Regions from separate parts of the Homo sapiens genome. Here regions 1 and 2 are each linked to region 3. The links are chromatin loops, found by intact Hi-C in ENCODE. Cell type or tissue: adrenal gland. All regions are shown on one strand.

Evidence for each region. A loop is a pair of places that touch in the nucleus more often than their neighbours do. Peaks named below come from ENCODE experiments on the same cell type or tissue, not always from the same donor. Only the 100,000 strongest peaks of a DNase experiment are listed, where the experiment ranks them.
Region 1: it touches region 3 in a loop (3-fold over the local background); 69 of 110 quality-filtered maps call a loop at or near these places.
Region 2: a loop joins it to region 3, with 2.8 times the contacts of the local background. A loop is called at or near these places in 19 of 110 quality-filtered maps.

The regions. Positions count from the first base shown.
Region 1 is chr15:68,920,325-68,928,324 of GRCh38, reverse strand. No RefSeq gene overlaps it. Among named protein-coding and RNA genes, the nearest start is that of SPESP1, 6.2 kb to the left of the region's middle. RefSeq lists a silencer at 924-1,124. In adrenal gland, a CTCF peak has its summit at 3,268 (motif pointing right); a DNase peak (open chromatin) is centred at 3,254.
Region 2 is chr15:68,647,066-68,655,065 of GRCh38, reverse strand. All of the region lies in intron 2 of CORO2B (coronin 2B), which reads right to left. It overlaps LOC124903514 (a long non-coding RNA gene), which reads right to left and starts at 4,516. Exons shown (of 2, transcript XR_007064691.1): 1 at 3,047-4,516. RefSeq lists enhancers at 2,697-3,197, 3,255-3,822. In adrenal gland, CTCF peaks have their summits at 3,596 and 3,795; DNase peaks (open chromatin) are centred at 2,785 and 3,815.
Region 3 is chr15:68,556,066-68,564,065 of GRCh38, reverse strand. It overlaps a transcript of CORO2B not described here. Among named protein-coding and RNA genes, the nearest start is that of CORO2B, 19 kb to the left of the region's middle. In adrenal gland, CTCF peaks have their summits at 4,090 and 4,289 (motif pointing left); a DNase peak (open chromatin) is centred at 4,215; H3K4me3 peaks cover 1,060 bases; H3K27ac peaks cover 324 bases; H3K27me3 peaks cover 413 bases.

The sequences.
Region 1 (8,000 bases), 360 kb before region 3:
TCCACCAGAAGGAAGAAACTCCAAACACATCCGAACATCAGAAGGAACAAATTCCGGACATGCTGCCTTTAAGAACTGTGACACTCACCACGAGGATCCACGGCTTCATTCTTTAAGTTAGACCAAGAACCCACCAATTCCGGACACATGTTGAGGAACCAATGTCTCCAGCCAACAGCCAGTAAGGACCTGAGGCCTGACAACAATCAGGTGAGTGAACTTGGTAATAGATTCTCCCCAGGTGAGCCTGGAGTTGACCACAGCCCGGCTGACATCTTGATTGTAGCTGCCTGAGAAACCCAGAGATGGAGGCACCCAGCTAAGCCACGCTTAGATTCCTGACTCACAGAAACTGTAAGACAGTAAGTGCTTGTTAAATGGAGGAGGAGAAAGCATTTGCGTAAGCAATAGCTACATACAAGGGTCTCTGTTGATTTGTTCCTTGAAAGAGACCATGCTTGGAAAGGCACCTGCAGTTGGGTACACTACTTAATTGAGTTAATAATTGTCAGTCATTCTTCCAGGTCCATCTGTTTTCATTACCAGTCAAGCTGGAAGGCAGGTATAAATTAAGATAATTGATTCAGATATTTTAGGGTGACACTATAGCTAGTCAACAAGGGATTGTTATAACTTGTGCATTACTATTTTGATTGGGGGTTGGAGAGTGTAATAAAGCTCTGTGGATTCTTCATAGTCTTTTCTATCTTGCTCACCCTTGTTCTAAAGGTTAGGAAACCAATGTGAAGATTCTGCCTTATGTCCTTTAAATGTACACTCAGGAATTGGGGAAAAAACACTGGAAGGGTTTAGGGTTCCATCGAACTTACTGTAAGGTGGACTTGGGTTAAAATTCCTTTAATTACTTCACCCCTGTAAACCCCACTCTAACCAGTGAACTACTGTGGCATACTGCGATTTTCCTTTTTTTTCAGTGCATATTTATCCCTAGATGATCACTGGTCCCTTTGGAGAAGGCTAGGAGTTAAGAATCACAGCACATACTTATCTCATTGTATTACTACTGAATTCGTCAAGGGTTTCCTGCTTTCCCTTCACTTAGGAGACTGGATTTGTGAAACACACTGCAGTTTGGGGATTGAATGAGGAACTGCAAGTGAGAGGTTCAAGTAGGATGTCTTTTAGGCCCAGAGTTGGAGTCGTTTTTCCCTTGTTTGGTTATAAAAACCCCAATAAGACTTTAGCAGTTTTCATCTTGTTAACCATTAAAAAGGAAACGGTGAAATAGCCAAGGTATATCCTAATTGTGGAATTCCAGTTTAAAAAAAAAAATGTTGTAGCTCTGTACTCCATGGTCTATGTGCTAACATATAAAATTCTCTAAAATATGGTGTTGAGTAAAAAAGTTCAGAAAAACACATATATCCACTTATGCAAAATTACACCAGTTACATATTTCCATGAATTCATCTGAAATCATTCTGGAAGGAAACACAGTAAGCTGATAATAGTGCTTACTTCCAGAAAGAGAAATGAGATTGGAGGAGAACAGGGGATTTTGAAGGGAGAATTTTGCTTTTTACTTTTTCTTATCCCTTGAATTTTTTGAAGCAAGATTACTCATGTAATTAAAAATAGAAACAGTAACTTTTTACAAAATCTAGTGAAGAAAGGAGGGCTAGTGGTAGAAATGTCTTATTATGCCTCATGTTTTCCTTTACTGACTTCACTGAAATATTTTTGAAGTGGCTAATTCACTACCCAGAGAAAAGTAGCCTGCATTTCTGCTTCACCTCTGGATTCTGTAGACTGTTTTGATAGGTAATCAAACAGTATCATTTACTGTTATGACTTTTTTTCAGGGATGTATTTTATCTCCCCTTTATAGTTGTTTTTATGCTGTCTATTTTACACAACACCTTGCTGGTGCTCAATAAAGACTTAATAAATAGCAACACATGCTCTTCCAACCTAAAGGAAAAGAATCCTTCCCCACTTTCCCCCACCCTCTTCCCCTAGAGCTGTCAAAATTCTGTTTCAAGGCTCAAATGCCACATCTGCTGGGAATCTCCCCTCCATCATCCCTCCAGTTAGAATGTATCATATCTTCCCTATCCCATATTTTCATAATGCTGTATTGTAGCCATTATTTCACCATAAATTCTGTATTTTATGTTTTTACAAGCCAGGCTTCTCTAGACCAAGGTCTTTGAGGGAAGGAATCTGATCTGAGTTATCCCTGCATCACAACCTCCTAAAACCCAGCCAAAGTAGTGTGCATTCATCAGGTGCTCAATAAATGCATATTTGAGTTCAATTGAAATCAAAAGACTGGGAATTTTTATAGAATCTTAAAAAGATCGCTGGGAATCTTGTAGAATTTTTACAGACCCTTAAAAAGAGCTAACAATACTAACCCAGCTACAGTGACAACTTCCAGCACAATCTTCAATCTCCAGAAGAAACTCCTCATCTCGAAGTGTCTTAACTCTATTATTTAAGTCCAGGTGAAACGAATAACAGGTGGTCTCATCTGTTCTTCTCTCTGTATATCATGCAAGTAATTCTAGACAATAAATTCCTGATTGTGAAACCACTATGTCAAAATAAATGTACCAGTTTGCATATCCATCAATAGTATAGTAACTAATACTGAGTGGCATCATCTTTGAAGACCAGTCACGTCAAGTGCCATATCTTGTTTTAACCTGTTTGACTTTGTTTTTCAGTGTAGCAAAGTGTTCTGCCTACTCTCCCTGTTCCCACCTTGGATTTTCCCTGTATTCCTTCTAGTATACATCTAACCCCACACTTACTGTTTTTTATTCTTTCTCCTGTTAACCCAAGTGATGAGTTAATAGGCTATGGGTTAGCCAGAGCTATATTTGTCTCCCTAGAAGAAGTATATTTGGGAAGTCCCTCCCCTCTTATCTTAGGTCACTTCCTTAATCCTTTCTTACCCCGCCCACCCCACCCCCCTCCCCGCCCCGTCCCGCCCCGCCCCATTCTCCTGGGACCAATGCACTGAGCAGCTAGGACCACAGCTCTAGCTTAATTAACACCAATGCAGTTTTTTACATCTCAGATCTCAAACATCATGTCTTAACAGCTCTTGGCCCCATGTGTGGAAAAATAGTTGAAATTAAATACTATTAAATGAATGAATACCCCAATCCCTCCATGCATTTATCCATCCATCCAACTATTCATACATCCACTCTGCCCTTGTAAAAATCACTGTAACATTATCAGCATGAGAGCACCGGCAGCTTTGTCAGAGAAGGACTTCAGCCACCCGGGGGCAGTAGAGCCTCACCAGTGGCTGGGATGGCACTTGTGGTTACATCAGAGCATCTCTCCAGCTGTGACTCTAGAAACTGAATTTTGATTTTGCTGCAGTAGATCATGTTTTGCTATTGTGTGTTTTGCTTTACTCTCATGCACTTGGAACGTACCAAATAGCATGTAATAATGTTTAAGTGATTTAATAGTAATAGCCTTTGTTTTCCAAAGAAGATTTTCTTCAGTGCCGGCTACGTAGAAGAATGTTACATCCAGTCTTTTCTCTGACAAAGCTAGTCCACATGCAGTTACATTATAGATAGTCCTTGGCTGAAATCAATTCATGAAATGAGACCTGGGAGCACACAGAAGAAGCAGGCTGACCCTTGGGAATGCCCACTGTCTGCACGATCTGCCCCACCTGATGTAGGCAATATACACTTTTTAAATTTTTTAAAAATTGTATTTTTTTAACTTTTATTTTATATTCGGGGGCACATGTGCAGGTTTGTTACATAGGTAAACTCGTGTCATGGGAGTTTGTTGTATACATTATTTTATCACCCAGATACTAAGCCTGACATCTGGGCCCTGAATAGGCTCTGTGGGATGTTTTTGATTAATAAATGGATGGCAGAGGAATCCTGGAGTGTAGATGGTGATCGCTGGGAAGGGGTTACAAGTGTGTGAACCTCACAGGATTTTTAGCTCTGTCCAGGAAAACCCTCTTTCCTGTTGACTCTACCAAAGTCAGTGTGCATCCCTGTGAAAGTCTGAAAGTATAGCTGGGGACTTACAGAGATGCTAGGACAATGATTTATTGTCCTGTGGACTCATCCAACTAGGAGGGTCCTGGAATTCTAAAGGAATACTCAATACAAATTTAATTTGTATTCACTTAGCTTTTGTAAAATTATGTCCTCACTAAATAGAAAGATTCTTAAGGCAGAGACCATGTCTTTTTGTGTTTGTACCCCAGGGACTTTTCACAGTGCCTGGCAGAGTTTGGACACTACGTATGTGCTGAATAATATGTGAAATTTTCTGATGGGTGCCACGAAGTCAAATAGAAGATGACTTTGGGTAAGGAGAACCTTAATCTCTGAATCTCATTGTGCTTATCCCTAAAATAAGAACCCTTTGTATTTGAATTATGCTTAAGTCTAAACCTTACATATAGATCAAATATATTTCCTTTTACACTCACAAGCATACTGGGAGGGTAGGCTAAACAAGTGCTGTATGAGCATCCCAGTTCCACAGGTGAGAAAACTGGGACTCAGACTAAAAGACCTAGCCAGGTCACTCAGCCACATCCTGATGAGCTGAGACTACAAGACCCAGGTCTTTTGACTCTCAGTACAGCACACTTTGACTATACCTTTGTGGATTACAGGGGATAATTGGACTAGTCAGTCTCTTGGAGACTTTCTTCTAGCTTCAGAAATGGTTCTCAGGCCACACTGAGAATTAGTTCAGAAACTTTTTAAACATAACCAATAATCAAGACTGTGTGGTATTGGCAGAGGAGTAGACACATGTATCAATGGAACAGAATAGAAAAATCCAGAAATAGACTACACAAATATGTCCAAGTGATTTTTCACAAAATGCAAATGCAATTAAATAAAGGAAGGATTGCCTTTTCAATAAATGGTACTGGAGCAATTGGATGTGCACAGGTAAAAACATGAACATCAACCTAAATTTCACACTTTATATAAAAATTAACTCAAAATGGATCACAGGTATAAATCCATAAAACTTTAAGAGAAAAATAGGAGAAAATTGTTATCAGCCAGGTCCAGGTCTGTTCTGCCCATGCACAGTAAGTCAGTCACAGTCACCTGGATTTGCAAAAGACAAAATATTTATTTACAAAGCTGCCAGGTGAGGAGGTGGGAGACCAGCTCTCAAATCTGCCTCCCCAAAGATGAGGCTTAGGGATATTTATGGGTTAGGGAAGTGGGGTGGTCTAAGGTGTGGGGAAAGGTGATTGACAGTGGGGGAAAAATGAAGTGGCAGGTTCTGCACAAGTGTCATTTCATGGAACATATGCACAGAAAATGCCAGCATTAGCATGATCCGAGGGAGAAGCTTTGGCCCTCTAACATCAAAAGGCCACCTCTCCAGCACCTGCACAAGCCCAGTTGAAGGGGCAGTGGCCTCAACCAGTTCAAACTGGACAGGAGCTGGCCCAAGTTCCTGAAAAACAACTGAAGTGACCATTACCATGGTGACCCATGAGTTACCGATAAAGGAGCCAAGGAAGGATAAATTTCAGTGTGCAGCAGCAAGGGCTTCAGCTACTGAGGCCTTCAGCTTCATGGAAAAAGGAAGGAAAAAAAATAACAAGAAGCAAGCGACCAAAAAAACCAAGCAGGGTAGGCAGACCTGATCAAATTAACACCTGGGTTTTGAAATCTTCAGGATCTATGATTAGGCAAAAAGTTTTTAGACTTGACAACAAAAGCATAATTCATAAAACTGATAAATTGGACTGCATCACAATTTAAAATGTTTGCTCTGAGAAAGACCCTGTTAGGATGAAAGACAAATTACAAATTTCTTTTAAAATCTGCAAACCACAAATCTGACAAAGGACTAGTGTCTAGAATATAGAGAATTCTCAAAACTCAACAGTGAGAAGTATCAGTTAGAAAATGGGCAAAAGACAGACATTCACTGAAGAGAATACACAGATGCAAATAATGCACATGAAAAGGTGTTCAGCATCGTTAGCCACCAGGGAAATGTGAATTAAAACTACATGAGTTATCACTACACACATATCAGGATGACTAAAATGAAAATAGTGACAACACCAAATGCTGTTGAGGATGCAGAGAAACTGGATCACTTATAAATTGCTGGTGGATTTATTCCAGCAGCCACCTCTGCAAGGCAGTTTGGCATTTTCTTATGAAACTAAATATGCAAAAACCATACAACTCAACAATTGCACTCTTGGGCACTTCTCCAAGAAAATGAAAACTTATGCCCACACAAAAACCTATACATGAGTAATCATAGCAGCTTTATTCATCATAACCAAAAAAAAATCTGGAAGCAACCGAGCTGTCCTTCAGTGGGCAAATGGTTATACACACTGTGATGCACCCACACCATGGACTACTATTCAGCAATGAAAGAAATGAACTTTTGATACATGCAACGATACATGCAATGACTTAGATGAACCTTCAGTGAATGACGCTGAGTGAAAAAAGTCAATCCCCAAAGATTACATATTGTATGATTCTATTTATATAACATTCTTAAAATGACAATTATAGAAATAAAGTAAGGTTAGTTGTTGTGAGGGTAGGAGATGGGAGAGGAAAGAGAAGTGGGAGGTAAGGAGGTGTGGTTAAAAATGGGCTACACAAGGGATCCTTTGGTGATGGAAATGTTTTGTGCCTTTATTATAGCAATCTCAATATCCTGGTGGAGAGCCAGGTATGGTGGCTCATGCCTGTAATCCCAGCACTTTGGGAAGCTGAGGCAGGCGGATCCCTTGAGCCTAGGAGTTCAAGACCAGCCTTGGCAACATGATGAAAACTCACCTCCCCGAAAAAATACAAAAATTAGCCAGGCATGGTTGCCCACACCTGTTGTCCCAATTACTTGGGAGGCTGAGGTGAGAGAAAGGCTTGAGCCCAGGAGGTTGAGGCTGCAGTGAGCCTTAATCATGCCACTGCACTCCAACCTGGGTGACAAAGCAAGACCCTGTCTCAAAAAAAAAAAAAAAATCCTGATCCTGGTGGTGAAATTATACACATCTTGTACATATCTTGTTTTGCAAGATGCTACCATTGTGGAGAAAACTGGGTAAAAGGGTATGTTGAATCACTGTATTATTTTCTACACAAATACATATGAATCTACAATTATTTCAAAAGTTTAATTTAAAAAAAAGCTCTATCCCCAACCAATTGAATCAGAATTTTTCAGGTGGAGTCTGGACATTGGGATTTTTAAAAAAATAGAGTACAAAAGATTTTAGATAATTAACTCTAATACACAACTAGGGCTGAGAAGCCCTGTACTGTAGGGGGACAAATGCAGCAGGTGGCTCTAGTAAGTAGAGTTTGAACGAAGATGAAGAACTTTCCACATCTTTTTTTTTTTTTTTTTTTTGAAACAGAGTCTTGCTCTGTTGCCCACGCTGGTGTGCAATGGCACAATCTTGGCTTAATGCAACCTCCACCTCCCAGATTCAAGTGATTCTCCTGCCTCAGCCTCCCGAGTAGCTGGGATTACAGGCATGTACCACCACGCCCAGCTAATTTTTGTATTTTTAGTAGAGATGGGGTTTTGCCATGTTGGCCAGGCTGGTCTTGAACTCCTGGTCTCAAGTGACCCACCGGCCTTGGCCTCCAAAAGTGCTGGGATTACAGGCATGAGCCACCACACCCAGCCCACCACTTTCATTTTATTTCAATGTCAGTGAACTATATTTACCATCACAGAGAATAAATGCTTAATTTTTGATGTTGAAATTGGCAAATACTGCTAGTGGTCTCTGAGGTGGTCAGTGCAGCCTAGAGAAGGTTTAGTAGTGACCACACAAAGGCAGACCCGATTTTTAGGGCTTTTTTCCCCTTACTCCTTACTCTTACTCTGAGTAGTTGATTGAAGAAGAGTAGAAGTCAGCATCTCATTGATGCTTATTTTTTTTAACTGAGGTGAACGTCACATACATAAAATTAGCCATTTTAAAGTGCACAATTTGGTGGCATTTAGTACATTCACAA
Region 2 (8,000 bases), 91 kb before region 3:
GCCCTGGACCCTCCCTAGAATCCCCCATCTCCAGGCACCCAGCCTGGCATGGCCACCTCAGTCATGCCTCCCTGGAGACCCTGCACCACCATCCCTGTACCCCTTTAGGCACAAATGACTTGCCTATGGGTACCTTCCCCTCGAGGTAGCTCACTGCTAGGCATACTCAGGGACTGTGCCAGACAACAGTAGCAGGAAGGCCAAAGACAAGGCTCACACTTGCTGGCCACAGGCTCCAAATCCCACCAAAGCTAACAGGCTATTGCTAGGATGGGGTGGCCTGGAGATGGGTAACAGTCCTTGGCATCACCATGGCTCCCGTTTACTAGCACGTACTATGGGCCAGGCTACGTGCTAAGTGCTTTTTACAGCACCTTATTTAATCATCACAGCACCCTGAGAAACATGCACTATTATTATTTCACAAACAGGGAAACTGAGAAACAGATGTTAGATGCCTAGGGTTTCACAGCTAAGGGGTGGAGCTACAACTTCCAAAGGTATGGGAGGCTCCAGGCCCTAGAAGGAAAATGGGTAGCAGATCAAGCAGACTGCCAGATGCTTCAGAGGCCAGGGCAATGCCTCTGGGCAGAGTTAGGGCCCATGGCTTGACTTCACAGAGTCCTAGTGAACCAGCTACTATAATTTCCAGCCTCCCTGGCTCTGCAAGGAATGAGAGGAATGGAGCCAGGAAGACAGCTCAGCTGTAGACCCAGGCCCAAGGGAGAGGGATGGATTCTTTGACCTCCCATGATGCCCACTAGCCAGGCTGCATCTCTGGCCCCCTGGACTCCAAATCCAGAGAACACCCATCCCATAACCTTGTAATAAAATAAGAGAGCGACACTTCCATTTCTGCAGAAGGGCTCGCCTTCACTTTCCTCAAAAATCAGCAGCCATTCTTCCAAAAAAGGAAAAACACAAAGCAAGCTGTCAATCTCGAGCCTCAGACAAATGAAATAAAGTTGCGACTTTTCTCTTTGAGAGCACAATTCTCCTCCCTTTTCCAAAGTCACTTACTGTACATTCAGGCTGTCATGGGCTTTGAGATGCAAATTGCACCAAGCGGAAGGCAGCTTGAAGAACAAAGAACGATTGAGGAAAGATCTGAAAAATGGATTTGGAAAAGGCTCTCTGAATTCCCTTGGAGGGGCGGAGACCTCACTGCAGAGCAGTGATGAAGATTCAGGCATTTTTTTTTTTTTCCTGGGGGAGAGAAGGTTTGAGGAGCTCAGTGCTGATTGTGGGGGAGTGATGGGGTGTTACAGAAATCTGGAATGGGAACGAAGGCTTTGGGTAAGCAAACAAAATATTATTTTATTACAGTCCTCAGTACTGAGCTGGGCACCTTTCCTCCTGACCCTTCTTTTAATATTAGGCCTCAGACATGCTGTGAGCTATGGAGCTAAATGATCCACCAACTTCTAGATTCAGCTCCAGAGTTAAGACCAGCTGGGCCATGCAATATCGTTCTAAGGGCTTTCAGGGGAGGATGCAGCCCCTTTCAGTGTGGGCAGCCCCTGTATGGTGCTGCATTCTCCCTAGGATCTGGTGGGGATGGGCTGCCAGGATCAGCAAAGAAGAGACCCCATCTCAGAGTAGATGGGCACCTGCCTCTGTGATTTGGCCATAGGTCAGCCCAATGGCCCCTTGGCTGAGGATCTACTGTGAGCCACCCCTGTGCAAACCAGACAAGTTTCCCACCGTTGGGGGCTCTCGGTCCAAGAGAGGTAGCCAATTGGACTACAAACTCTAGGTGGTCAAGACTTGGTCTTGTTTACTGCTTCCTTTTCGGTCCAGGAACTCTGACTGAAACCTAGCAGGCATTCAATACCCATCTGTTAGATGAATGGGTGGGTCGGTGGGCCAATTTTGCCTCCTGACTGCTGGAGTGATGCTATCTTGTCTGGACCGCTGCTCCAGGACCCCACCCCTGCCTCTCCTTGCCAACTAGAATTGTTGCTTCATTCCTTCAGAGAGTAAGCTTCCCCAAGATCTGCTGCACTTGTATGGAGTTTGGAAACATCTACTCTCTCGGCTTCCAAAAGAGATGGACACATGGGGTGTCAGCTCATCAGAGAGGTGTAATAAAGTGTTGGTTGAATTAATGTTCAAGGAAATCCTCTAAGACATCCAAATGGCAGTAATAGTAATACAAGGCACATTTATAGAAATGCTTCCCTCTAAACCTCTGTAAGGTGGGCAGGCACATGACTGGGAGAGCCCTGGGCTAAATTCTGACTCTGCTACTTGTGGGCCGTGCAGTCTTAAAGGAGTTACTTGACTTTTCTGAGCCTCTGTTTCTTTATCTGTAAAACGAGGAGAATGAGTATACTTTCATCATAGAACTTGAGGTGAGATTCAAACAGAGCAGGTATGTTAGATCCTCAAAAGCTCCTCAGGCCACACTACTGTGGTGGGGAAGGAGAATGCACCATCCCAGCCCCAGAGACCCGGTGTACAGCTGGGACTGAGAATGGCTGGGTTATAGGGAGAACCCAGACTCTTGATATCTAGGCCGGGTTTCTTCTCTTTCTGCCAGGTGCCAGTTGGGGTAGCAGGTAGCTCTGTTTCTAGCCCTGTTCTTCCTGTGGCCTGGATCTGGAGGTGGCAGGCAGTCCGGGTGAAGTGCAGCAGGAAAGGGGTGGTGCCCCTGGGGAGGCCCCAGTGGTTAATCAGGCTGCTGGGCACAGTGCCTGCTCTCTGGAATATTCATAAGGCCCCTCCAGCTGTGCCAGGCAATCAGGGTGCTGATTGCTCCCCCATCTGCAGCTTAACATTCCACTCCAGAGAGCTGGCAGCTGAATGTTAACTAGGGGAAAAAACAGGCACTGGCCTTCACAACGGCAGCCCGAATAAGAGACCTGGGGAAGACAGAGCCACTCCTTCGAGATCTGCCAGCCAGAACTTATCTGTTTACCAGCATCATGGGTGGTGGAAAGAATCATGGATTCAGAAATAAGTGAGCTGGCTTGGGGTCCATACTGTATGCCCGGCTGTGCCGTCTCAGCTTCCCCAAGTGTGAGGTGGGGATGGCTGTACCCACCTGCTGAGAGGATCAATGAACATAGAGTTTGCTGGAACTTGAGAGTGCTGTACAAAGGCAAAGCATCTTCGCGGTTGTTGTTTGTAGTTGTTGTAGACACGGCTTCCTACTCTGCAGAAGAATTTTTAATCATAAATATGGAAATCTCAAGCAAGCTGGCTTTGAAGGAAATGGAGCAAGGAGAGAAAAGCTCTGTGGAAGGTTCTGAGCCTCCCTCAGGAGGTGTGGCCTCGGGGCAGGGATTTGGGGATCCTGGGCAGGTGCTGTTCTCTTCTGGTCCAAATCTCTTAGAAAAGCAAGCAAGGAATGAGAGGATATGCTGGATAGTGGAGGGAAAAAACTTAGAGAAGAACTGAGACAATTCTCTGCGGCCTGCTGTTTGCTCAAGACAAAAATCTGGAGCCATTCAGCGTAGGGACAAGACTGTCCCACCATGAATTAATAGCTTATAACTAACGCTCCAAGTGATGATTTGCAGTCACCAAGAAATGGTCCAAATCTTTTCTGTGTTTGTATTGAATACAGGAAACTGTTTTCAGGGAAATTTCTATCAAACTGAGGGGGTGAAAACTGGAGCTAAAATAATCTGACCCTTTTCCTTCCTAGAAAATCGGCTAGTGTGGAACAACATCTCCACCGCTGCCAGATCAACGAAGGGTTCCGCATTGGGCCTGACTGCCTCCCTCTCCCCGCACCCCCTGCACCAACCTAGAGGCTGTCCCACGCCTGCAGGCCCAGCCCTGACCACAGGGGGCGGTAGAGGGACGGCCATGGCTTGGGCGGCAGGGGAAGCCGGCGCTGGCTCCAATACCTAAGTCATCCCGCTTTGGAGGCGGGACCCTGCGTCCCATAGTCCCCAGACTCGGGGTCCTGCCTCAAACTACTTACTTGAGCCTCGCAGATCAAGGAGCTGCCTCACCCTCCCACGGAGTCAGTAACCCACCCCACCCCTCGCCATTCCTTCACTATGGGTCCTGCAGTTCTGTTTGAACTTTCTACCGCGAGCCCATATTCAGGTGTTACTCTGGGAGGAAACATTTGCAACATACATAAGGGAGGGCTGATGTTCAAGGCAGATGAAGACATTCATCTGACCAGAGGGCAGCAGGCAAACCTAGCGGATGGGGCCCCTCGTCTTTACCCAGTGCACACCCTGCACTGAGCCCCTCTCTGGCCTGTAGGGCCTCTGAAACTTCAGGGGCTCCCTCTTCACATCAGCGAATTGCCTCTATTTTTTCGAAAGTACAAAACGTTAAGTACTGATTGTAAGAAATTTAGATCATATAGCTAAGGGAAAAGAAAATTAAAGAGCACTCATGGTCCCAATACTTGGGAGGTAACAACTTTTGACATTTGATGTATATTTTTGCAGTCGCTTCCAGATAGGTAAACAGATAGTTTTTGTTTTTGAGACGGAGTCTCACTCTGTCGCCAAGCTGGAGTGCAGTTGCGCGATTTCGGCTCACTACAACTTCCGGCTCCCAGGTTTAAGCGATTCTCCGGCCTCAGCCTCCCAAGTAGCTGGGATTACAGGCACGCACCATCACGCCCAGCCAAGTTTTGTATTTTTAGTGGAGACGGGGGTTTCACCATGTTGGCCAGGAATGTCTCCATTTTTTTTTTTTTTTTTTTTTTTTTTTTTTTTTTTTTTTTTTTTTTTTTTAGACAGAGTTTCGCTCTTGTTGCCCAGGCTGGAGAGCAGTGGCGCGATCTCAGCTCACCGCAACCTCCGCCTCCAATTCTCCTGCCTCAGCTTCCTGAGTAGCTGGGATTACAGGCACCTGCCATCATGCCCCGCTAATTTTGTATTTTTAGTAGAGACGGGGTTTCTCCATGTTGGTCAGGCTGGTCTTGAACTCCTGACCTCGGGTGATCAGCCCGCCTCGGCCTCCCAAAGTGCTGGGATTACAGGGGGTAGATATTTTTAATGTGATTAATCGCATATTGCATTTCTTCACGTAACAGTGTATCATATAAATAGTTTTCTCTTGTTAAATATTACTTTGCATCGCTGGTCCTCAGTGTATGGTCTGGGGACCTCTGGAGATCCCCGAGACCATTTAATGCAGTCCATTGGGTCAAAAGTATTTTCCCAATAATAAGACATTGTCTGCCACTTCACTCTCATTCTCTCTCTTGAGTGTATAGTGGGGTTTTCCAAAGGCTGCATAATGTGTGATATGCAAAGCCAGCCAGCTGTCTTCTAATAAGCCAGACATATATTAAAGAGATTTGCAAAAGTGTAAAATGATGCCATTCTTCTCATTAACTTTTTTGTCTTAAAAAAAGTTATTTTTAATAAAAATATGTTTTTCAGGAGAACATGAAATAGACTTATCATTATGCAAGTTAATAAATACATAGTTTAAAATTCCTTCATTTTTATTTTGAATATGCTAACTATTGACAGATATAACCCATATAAACAAAAGTTCTTTGGGATCCTCAATAATCAAGAGTGGAAAGTGATCCTGAGACTGAACGCTGGAGAACGAGACTGCTCTACAGCATCATTTTAATGACTGCATAGTGTCCCTTTGTGTGGCTCTTCCCTAATTTGTTTACCCCATTTCCTTAATGATGGACCTGCAGGTTGTTTCCAACCTTTCACTATCATAAAATTGCTACACAATCACTCAGTACTCATGTAAAGTGAAAACTTCTTGAAATGAGAGAAAACAACAGAAATCAATTGGTAGTGTGAGTGGTCACAATAAGTCCATGATTAATCAAGTTAAATAAAATATATTACAGCACGTGAACAAATAAAGTTGAAAAAAGATATATATCAAATACACCTGATATGTATATATATAGCATATTTCTATATATAGACATACTCTGTAAAGAACACGTTCTTTTCTGCTGTCCATGAAGTGTTTACAAAGTGTGATCATATTCCAGACCAGTGCTACTGACAGTGTAAAACATTTTGTTACCATTACAGAAATTGAGAGGAAGCGTTTAGAAACGTTTAAGCAATTTGACAGAGAAACTTTATTTTTATTGAATATAATTTAAAAATTGAGGCTTGTAAAAATAATCGAGTACTAAAAAATGCTGCACACGTATTTTTTAAATACACTTGAGAATATTTCTGTAGGATGAATTCCTAGAGTGGAATTGCTAGGTCAGTAGACATGCATCTTTAAATATTAGTAGAAATTGCCAACTTGCCTCATTTACGTCTTACGAAGAGTGTATTTGAGCACCTGCTCTCTCACACCTTTGGCAATACTGATGATTATTACTCTTTTAAATCTTTTCCAATTAGTAGGTTAAAATATATATTTTGCCTTCTGTGAATTGCTTATTCATATCTTTTGCCTTTCTTCCTTTCTCTCTCTCTTTCTCTCTCTTTCTTTTTTTTGAGACGGAGTCTCGCTCTGTGGCCCAGGCTGGAGTGCACTGGCGCAATCTTGGCTCACTGCAAGCTCCACCTCCTGGGTTCACACCATTCTCCCACCTCAGCCTCCCAAGTAGCTGGGACTACAGGCGCCCGCCACCAGACCTGGCTAATTTTGTTTTTGTATTTTTAGTAGAGATAGGGTTTCACCATGTTAGCCAGGATGGTCTTGATCTCCTGACCTTGTGATCCACCCGCCTCTGCCTCCCAAAGTGCTGGGATTACAGGCGTGAGCCACTGCACCCGGCCTTTTGTTTCTTTCTTTCGTTTTTTTTTTTTTTTTAGCTGGAATCTTGTTCTGTCACCCAGGCTGGAGTGCAGTAGCGCAATCTCGCCCACTGCAACCTCTGCCTCCCGGGTTCAAGCAATTCTCCTGTCTCAGCCTCCCAAGTAGCTGGGACTACAGGCACATGCCATCATGCCCAGCTAATTTTTGTATTTTTAGTAGAGGCGGGGTTTCACCATATTGGTCAGGCTGGTTTCAAACTCCTAAACTCAGGTGATCCACCCACCTCGGCCTCCCAAAGTGCTGGGATTATAGGCGTGAGCCACCATGCCCAGACTCTTTTTTTTTTTTTTTTTTTGAGAGACAGGATCTTTCTCCGTTGCCCAGGGTGGAGTGCAGGGGAGTGATCATAGCTCACTGCAGCCTCCAATTCCTGGGTTCAAGCAATGCTCCCACCTCAGCCTCCCAAGTAGCTGGGACTTCAGGGCAAGCCATCATGCTCGGCTAATTTTTTTCTTTTTTTTTTTTTTAATTTGTAGAAACAGGGTCTCAGGGCCTCACTATGTTGCCCAGACTGGTCTCAAACTCCTGGGGTTAAGTGATCTTCCTGCCTTGGCCTCCCAAAGTGTTGGGATTACAGGCGTGAGCCACGGCACCTGGCCCCAGTCCCTTCTTTCTTTCTTTCTTTTTTTTTTTTTGAGATGGAGTTTCGATCTTGTTGCCCAGGCTGGAGTGCAATGGCACAATTTCAGCTCACCACAACCCCCGCCTCCCAGGTTCAAGCGATTCCCCTGCCTCAGCCTCCAGAGCAGCCGGAATTACAGGCATGTGCCACCACGCCTGGCTAATTTTGTATTTTTAGTAGAGACGGAGTTTCTCCATGTTGGTCAGGCTAGCCTCAAACTCTCGACCTCAGGTGATCTGCCTGCCTTGGCCTCCCAAAGTGCTAGGATTACAGACGTGAGCCACCGTGTCCGGTCGGGTTCTTTTTCTTGTTAATTTTTCTGGAACTCTTTATATATTCTTCACAGGAATACTTTGTCTATTATATATTGCAAATATTGTAGTCAAGTATGTGGCTTGAGTTTTCATTTTGTTTAGGTGCCTCATTGTAATACAGAAACTGTCTTTTAAAAATTTATTCTAACCTATTCATTTCCTTTATGATTTGGGGGATTCCTGGCTTTCTTAGGAAGCCTTTCTTCATTGCATGATTTTAAACATGCACTCCATTTTCCTCTAATACACATGTAGCTTTTCTTATTTTAAATGTTTAGATCTTTAATGCATCTGGAATTAATTTTTGTCATGATGTGAGGTAT
Region 3 (8,000 bases):
TTCCTTTTCTTGTGATGTCTGTTTGGATTTCGTATCAGGGTAGTGCTGGGTTTATAGAATGAGCCAGGAAGCTCCCTCATCTTCTATTTTTTTGGAAGAATCTGAGAAGAATTGGTTTTGATTCTTCTTTAAATGTTTGGTAGAATTCACCAGTGAAGCCTTCTGGTCCTGGACCTTTCTTTGTTGGGAATTCTTGATTATTTACTGAATCTCTTTATTTCTTATAGCTGTTTAGGTTTCCTGTTTCTTCGTCAGTTTTTGTAGTTCTTTCTAGGAATTTGCGGATTTCATCTAGTTTTTTGGCATACAATTGTTCTTATTCATTTATAATCTTTTTTCTTTCTGTAAGGTTGGTAGTATTGTCCCCAATTTCATTTCTGACATTAGTGATATGAGTCTTATCTCCTTTTTCTTAATCAGTCTAGCTAAAGGTGTGTCACTTTTGTTGATCTTTTCAAATAACCAGCTTTTGTTTTCATTGATTTTCTCTATTATTATTCTGTTCTCTATTTATCTCCACTTAATTTTTTTCTTTTCTCTTCTTTTTTTCTTTTTCTTTTCTTTTCTTTTTTTTTTTTAAAGACAGAATTTCACTCTGTTGCCTAGGCTAGAGTGCAGTGGCACGATCAAGGCTCACCACAGCCTCAACCTCCTAGGCTCAAGTGATCAATTCTCAGCCTCCCGAGTAGCTGGGATTACAGGCACACGCCAATACGCCCAGCTAATTTTTGTGTTTTTTTTGTAGGGATGTAGTCTCACTATATTACCCAAGCTGGTCTCAAACTCCTGGGCTCAAGGGATCCTCCTGTCTGGGCCTCCCAAAGTGCTGGGATTATAGGTGTGAGCCATGGTGCCTGGCCAGTCTCTACTCTAATCTTTATTATTTCTTTCCTCTGCTTGCTTTGGGTTTAGTTTGCTCTTCTTTTTCTAGTTCCTTAATGTGTGGAGTGAGGTAATTGATTTGAGATCTTTCTTCCTTTATAAGAATTTATAGCTTTATATTTCCTTCTAACCACTGTTTTCAATGAATCCTAGGCATTTTAGTATATTACGTTTTTGTTTTCTTTTCTTTCTTTTTTTTTTTTCTTTGAGATGGAGTCTTGCTCTGTCGCCCAGGCTGGAGTGCAGTGGCATGATCTCGGCTCACTGCAAGCTCCACCTCCCGGGTTCACGCCATTCTCCTGCCTCAGCCTCCCGAGTAGCTGGTTCTACCGGCGCCTGCCACCACGCCCGGCTAATTTTTTGTATTTTTTAGTAGAGACGGGGTTTCGCCGTGTTAGCCAGGATGGTTTCGATCTCCTGACCCCTCGTGACCCACCTGCCTTGGCCTCCCAAAGTGCTGGAATTACAGGCATGAGCCACCGTGCCTGGCCTGTTTTCATTGTCTCGAAGTATTTTATAATTTTCTCATTTCTCTTGTGATTTTTCTGTGATCCAGTTATATTTGAATTTCAAGAAACAATGAGTAATTTTTTTGTATATGTATTTCCCACTGCAATACTTGGGGTTCCTTTGTACTAAAAATTATTTGTTTTTATCTGAAATTCAAATGTAACTGAGCCACCCATATTTTATCTGAGAACCCTATTCCAATAAGAATGTAAAGACATGAGCCCTATACTCTGGGAACATCTGATGTAAGGGAGGAAAATCAGGACCATCCTAGGGAGGCTCCCAGTTCAAGGGAAAAATATAACTCTTGTGCAGGGAGCTACAGTCTCAGGAGAAGAGGAAGGGAAGGAGCAGTACAATCTTGCCTGGAAGGTGAGGGCAAGATTGCTAGGGTAGCCAGGCCTTTGCACCAGGGCCTTTACTCTTTCCTTCAAGGCTTTCCCACCTGCACCCCATAGTCAACCCAGTGCTCAGCACCCAAAGACCCCTCTGTGTAGTCCTGGGGACTCACCAGCCCACTTCTTCCAGACTGGACTGCCCTGACAGACGCCATGGAGGCATGGGAAGGGGTGGCTGGAGGACAACATCATTAAGGCCTTTCTCCTCAGTCCCTGGGCCCCAGTACCCACTGGGTAGGAGCTTGTCCCAGTTGGCCTGCCTTTAGGGTAGAGAAGGGACAAGGCCAGTGGGGGGACAGGGCACTTACAGCCCTCCCCCTACTCATCCACATTCATACGCATGTGTACACACTCACAACACACACTCACGGTCATGCTCACAGGCACCCCTTTACTACTCATTGACATTCCCATGCACAACTACGCACACAGGCTCACCAAGCACACTAGCAGGATAACCATGGCCTCATACTCTCAGACCCACGGAAACATGCTCCGCTCACACAGGCACATGGCCCTGCACATATTTGCATACTTGTCTACACTCTTTCAGTCCTGTACACGATAACAGACAGAGCACAGTCACAACAAATCCTGTACACTCTGCCCACCCTCTCTCAGGCTCTGGGTGTGTGCGTGTTTCTCTGCATGTTTTCCTACTGTTTGTATCTGCATCTCTGTCCATCTTCCACCCTCCCACCCAGCTGTCTGCCTCCCTCCCTGCAGCAAGATTGAGGGAGGAGGGGCAGGCCTGGTTTCCTTGACAACCGGGGACCCTCTACCTGTCCCGCTGGGCCCCAGTTAGCTGGAAGGGGAAGGCGCTGGGAGGCAGTGTTGGCTTGTCCAGGTGCTTGCTCTGAGTGGGGCTGGGGGTGAGGGCAGGGGAGAGTCGGGGAGGGAGGGATGGGTGACCATCTGGACCGGGGAGAGTGAGCTGCAGGCACTGCCCAAACGCTCCAAAATGGCAGATGGGCATCACCGTGCCTGGGAGGAGCTGGGAGGGGGGCCGCCCAGCGTGGCATATGCAGGAGCTCTTCCACTGTCCCAGCCCAGCCCTCTCCCAGCCCCTCCCCCTTATCTCCCGAGCACCCTCAGGCCTGACAGATTCTGGAAAAAAACCCTCTTCAAGCTCCCTTTCCTGGGACCCAACCAGTATTGAGAGGCAAAGTTGTGCTGGGAGCCTGGGGGACGCGGGGTGGAGGGAACATAAATCCCTCAACAACCACCAGAGCTCTATGCTCTCTGTGTGCCATTCCTTTGGGGGAAATATGGCCCCTCCTAAATTCCCATTTTGGATCCTATCCCTGGAGGCGCTAGGGAAAATTACCCGGGCTGTGCCATGGGAAACCCAGAAGAGTGGTGCTAATTTGCACAAGTCCCCACAAGATCGTGAGGAGAGCTGCGGTTCTGCTTCCTCTGGTCCCCTCGGGTTGTGCAGGCTTTTCCCTCGTACAGAATCCACTAGTAAGATCACTGGCTTATGCCTAGCACCCTGCCCTCAAGGTCCTGAAAGCTGGCCCTGAAAGGCAGGAGTCTAGGGAGCACAGCTGGAGAGCGGCCCTGACCAGCAAGGAGCAGAGAGGAGGAAGATGGGTTGTATGTGGAGGACAGTGCTTAGAGAGACAGGAGGCTGCACACTGCCGGCTGCTGGTGTTTCCCTTCAAGAAAGAACCTGCAGGCTGGGCGCGGTGGCTCAGGCCTGTCATCCTAACACTTTGGGAAACGGAGGCAGGAAGATCACTTGAGGCCAGGAGTTCAGGACCAGCCTGGGCAATATATTGAGACCCCGTTTCTACAAAAAAAATTGTCTTTAATTAGCTGGGCATGGTGGCATGCACCTGTAGTCCCAGCTACTCCAGACACTGGGGTGGGAGGATCGCTTGAGCCCAGGAGTTTGAGGCTGCAGTGAGCCATGATTGCACCACTGCACTCCAGCCTGGGTGACAGAGCGAGAACCTGTCTCAGAAGAAAAAAAAAAATAAAGAAAGAAAGAAAAAGAAAAAAAAGAACGAAAAAGAAAAAAGAAAGAGAAAGAAAGGAAGAAAACAATGAATGAACTTGCAGACCAGCTGTAGGGAGCACAGTTAGCAGCCTCCAGCACCTCCTGTCTTTCACATTCAATATCCGGATCTTCCCAGGCAGCCCCCAGCCAATGCCTGAGCACTGCACGGGTGCAAGTGCCCGGCCACGTCATCCCATTGCGGGACTCTTCAAATCGGCAGTCTCCACCGGGATCTCCCTGCTGGGCTGGCAGAGACTTGGTCAGATCTGCATTGCCGTCTGAGGCTCTCCCCGCCAGTCGTCCTTACACAGGTTTAAATCCCCAACAAACTTCTTGCACTCCTAACGCCATCTCAGCGTCTGCTTACCAGAGGACCCCAACCGGCACACATGCCAAGAGCCACACGCCTTGTGCTCTCCGTGCGCGCGCGTTTGCGGGAGACCTGCTGGTCCTGGAGCGCCGCAGCTCCGAGGAAGGATGCGGGCCGCGCCCCCTGGTGGGCACGCCGTGGAGCTGCACGTGGAGCGGTCTCGGGCGCCGCAGCCTCACCGACAGTCCCCCTGGGAGAACCCCAGAGAGCACTGCACCAACCGGAAAACCGGAAACGGAGGCCCAGACAGGGAAAGGGTTAGGGAAAGAAAAAGTCTGGGGGCCTCTTACCATCAGCACGCTTGTTCCGTCTGCTCCCCGTCTGGTCCCTGCAGCTCTTCCAGCGGGCCGGCTTGGCACGGTCAACTTCGCCCTCCCCGCTACCCCCTCACCACCCCGCTGACGCTCCCTTCTCCGTTCCCAGACTCAAGACTGGGGCAGGGATTCTGCTTGTATGAGTGCTCCAAACCATTCAGACGCAAGGGGTCTTCTGACCGCACTTTAAGAACGATTGACCAGAACTTCTAAAATGGATGTCTCGGAGGCTTTTAATTCTCCGGGAATGAGAGAGTCCCAAACTCTCTGAAGGCTGTCTCTCTTCCTGCCAGTGGACGGGGGAATTAACCGGCTGATTATTTTTTCTTATGCAAATGCTCTTTGCAAAACAAAGCCCAGGGTAATTTCTACATCAGATTTTTAATGAAATGCGCTGCCGCTTTGAAGTAGCACTGACGCCACTGAGTCAGGTCTGCTCCCTGCCCCCGTGGGGTGCCGGCCGCTCTCCTGGCAACGCCCAGCCACACTTCGCGCATTTCTAGGTATTTACCCCTCCCAAGCAGGAAGAACGGCGCCTAGCGCGTGGTAGGATCTCCGAACATATTTACTGACTAAAACTGAAGATGGTAAAGTAGGGAAAGACAGACACGCTCATTCCTGCGTGGCCGGCGTGGGTCACCTCTTCACCCACTATCGCATTTTATTTCTCACAACACCTCCCCGCGGTGTGTACTAAGACCTGGAGATGAAGGAACTGAGGCCAGAGAGGGGAAGTAACTTGGCCAATGTTACCCAGCCAGTCAAGGCAGGGCTTTGGCTTGCCCTGAGATCCACCTGGCTCCTTGCACCTCTCCTGCAGCCTCCACAAAGGCCTAGAAAGGAGGTGGGTGACCCCGTGTCCACACTCCCCTATTATATCGCAGACCACATCTGTCTGGAGTCAAGGGGGAGAGAGGCCAGTGCGGTGGCTCATGCTTGTAATCCCAGCACTTTGAGAGACTGGGGTGAGAGACTTGCTTGAGCCCAGGAATTTGAAACCAGCCCGAGCAACAACGTAAGATCTCATTTCTACAAAAAATAATAAGTTACCTGGGGGAATGGTGACGCATGCCTGTGGTCCCAGCTGCTCAGGAGGCTGAGGCAGGAAGGAGGATTTCTTAATCATGGGAGGTCACTGAGGCTGCAGTGAGCTGTGATTGTGCCACTGCACTCCAGCCTGGTTAACAAAGCGAGACCCTGTCTTAAAAAAAAAATGGTGAGGGGGAAGGGAGTTTTTGCTCTCCTCTCCAACCCCACCTTCCCAGCCATTCAGGGTTCCAGCAGGACCCCTGGGCCTGCCAGGCAGGGGCAGCAGCAGACAGCTTCCGGAGAAGCTGGGCTTGGATGTAGAGATGTTTGATGCCTTGGGGGCTCACCAGCCCCGCTGTGTAGTCCTGCAGCGGGTCAGAACACCAACCTCACCTGTCAACTTCTTATCTGCCCTCCGCCAGGCTGGCCCAGCTCACTGACTCAGCCCTACTGAAGCCTCTCTGCCCGCACCCACCCTCCCTGCCATTCCACTGCCAGGCTGCCCTGCCTGCCATTGGGTTAAGGGATCCCCTAACTGTGCCCCAAAGGCCTATCACAGTGCCCAGTGCCCTTCATTTACCTTAAGGTGTGTGTTGTGGCCTTCCGAAGTCTAACTGGACAGACGTAATATATTACCTGGGAGGTGTGGACTATGACCAGGACCTCATGCTGTGTAATGCTGGCAACTCTCATGCCTGTCATTTGCTGCACCCCCTCTTCCCTAACTCCTAAAGGACCATGACTAAGGCTGTGGAGTCCCAGTTAGCGTGGTGCAAACTGATGTCAGGCTGCCTGGGTTTACGTCCTGGCATTGCCACCTTGCAGCTCTGTGACCTTGGGCATTTACTTAACCTCTCTGTGCTTCAAAGGGATAATGAATGGAATGGTTACATATAAAGTGCTTAGCACAGTGTCTGGCCTGTAGTGAGGCCTCACTGCTGCTCTGGTTAGGATGCTGCCCTTCCCTTTGTGAAGCTGGGTATACCCAAGGCATACTTAGGTTTCCATCCCTGCACTGCCATTTTCCAGATGTATGACCTTGGATAGACTGGCCCCTGAACCTCAGCTCTGCCATGACCTTGGATAGACTGGCCGCTGAACCTTGACCTTGTTATGACTTTGGATAGATTGACCCCTTAACCTCAGCCTTGTTATGACCTTGAATACATTGGCCACTGAACCTCAGCTCTGCTATGACCTTGAATAGATTGGCACCAGAACCTCAGCTCTGCTATGACCTTGAATAGATTGGCACCAGAACCTCAGCTCTGCTATGACCTTGGATAGATTGGCCCCTGAACCTTAACCCTTCCAAGGTTGTGTTCAAGATTCAGCTCTATAATGTGATCCTCTATGAATCCCTTTCCTCTGTTGGGGGAAAGTGCAGGCAGGGCAGGGTCATTTGTTGAGCTGTGTATTCCCATGGCCTCCTGGCAGAGGCAAGTAGGCTTCACATTTTCTTACCCGAGGGGACATTTATGGCCAAACCAAAGCAGAAGTTGCCAGCAATAGCCATCTCTACCTTTTGACTTTCCTTTTCCCAAAGCTGGAAGCCTGTGAAAGGGAGTGGTTATGCTGAGTCCTTGAGTGAGGCTGGAAGGGAACTGATTATGACAGGAAAGAAGACAGACTGGGATGGGGGAGGAAGATTCTCGTGAGTCCCCTCCTCACTAGGAAGGGAAAAGAGGCCCAGGGATCCCACAAGGAGAACTCTAGGAGGTGGCCAGGGCTCTGCAGAGGTGGCTCCATGACAAGGTCACGTGGGCTTGGGCAGTGAGTCCCTCGGCAGCCACAGTCACGAGTCAGGTCCTGGTGAGATCTGGGAGGGGGAGAAGACCCCGAACAACAACCAAGTGGACTTTCTTACCAGTGCAGGAACTGTCTGCGGAGTAAAGAAGATTTTGTGGAAATAAAGTGGGAACTCAACCACACCTGAGTTTGTGACTGGGCTTCAGCCACTCCACACACCAAGCCCTTGTGCTCTGCGGAGCTGCCTTTGGGGGTCCTTTCGACCCTCACATCTCGGGCCTGAGTGCTGTAGGTCCTGGTGTTATCAGCCTTGCACTGAAGGACCTTGCGAGTGTGGCAGTCTTTCTATCTGGGAAGGGGGACTCCTCCATAGACTCACATTTATGTCAACGAAGGGAATGTGGGTGAGGAGTTGTAGGGACCTGTGCCTGGCTTGAGAATGGAGAGGTGTGCCTCCAGCAATGACGCCACCCAGCTGTTCTTTGGAAGCCTGGGGGAGCCCTGCCACACTCACTCCCTGCCACTGGCCGGTGCTCCAAGAGGCGTGGGCTCTGCCCTTCCAGGGTGGCCCCAGCGCTCATCACCCTGTCTTTCTTCCTGCCACGCATCCCTGTCATCCTGTGATTACGAGGCATTGTGGGAAGGTGGTGAGATGAGTGGCTCTCCCTTCTCTGCTCTTCCCTCCTTTCTTTGCCTGGCCCGCTCCCCGTCCTGTCTCTGGGCCTGTCCTCACCCCACCTTATCCT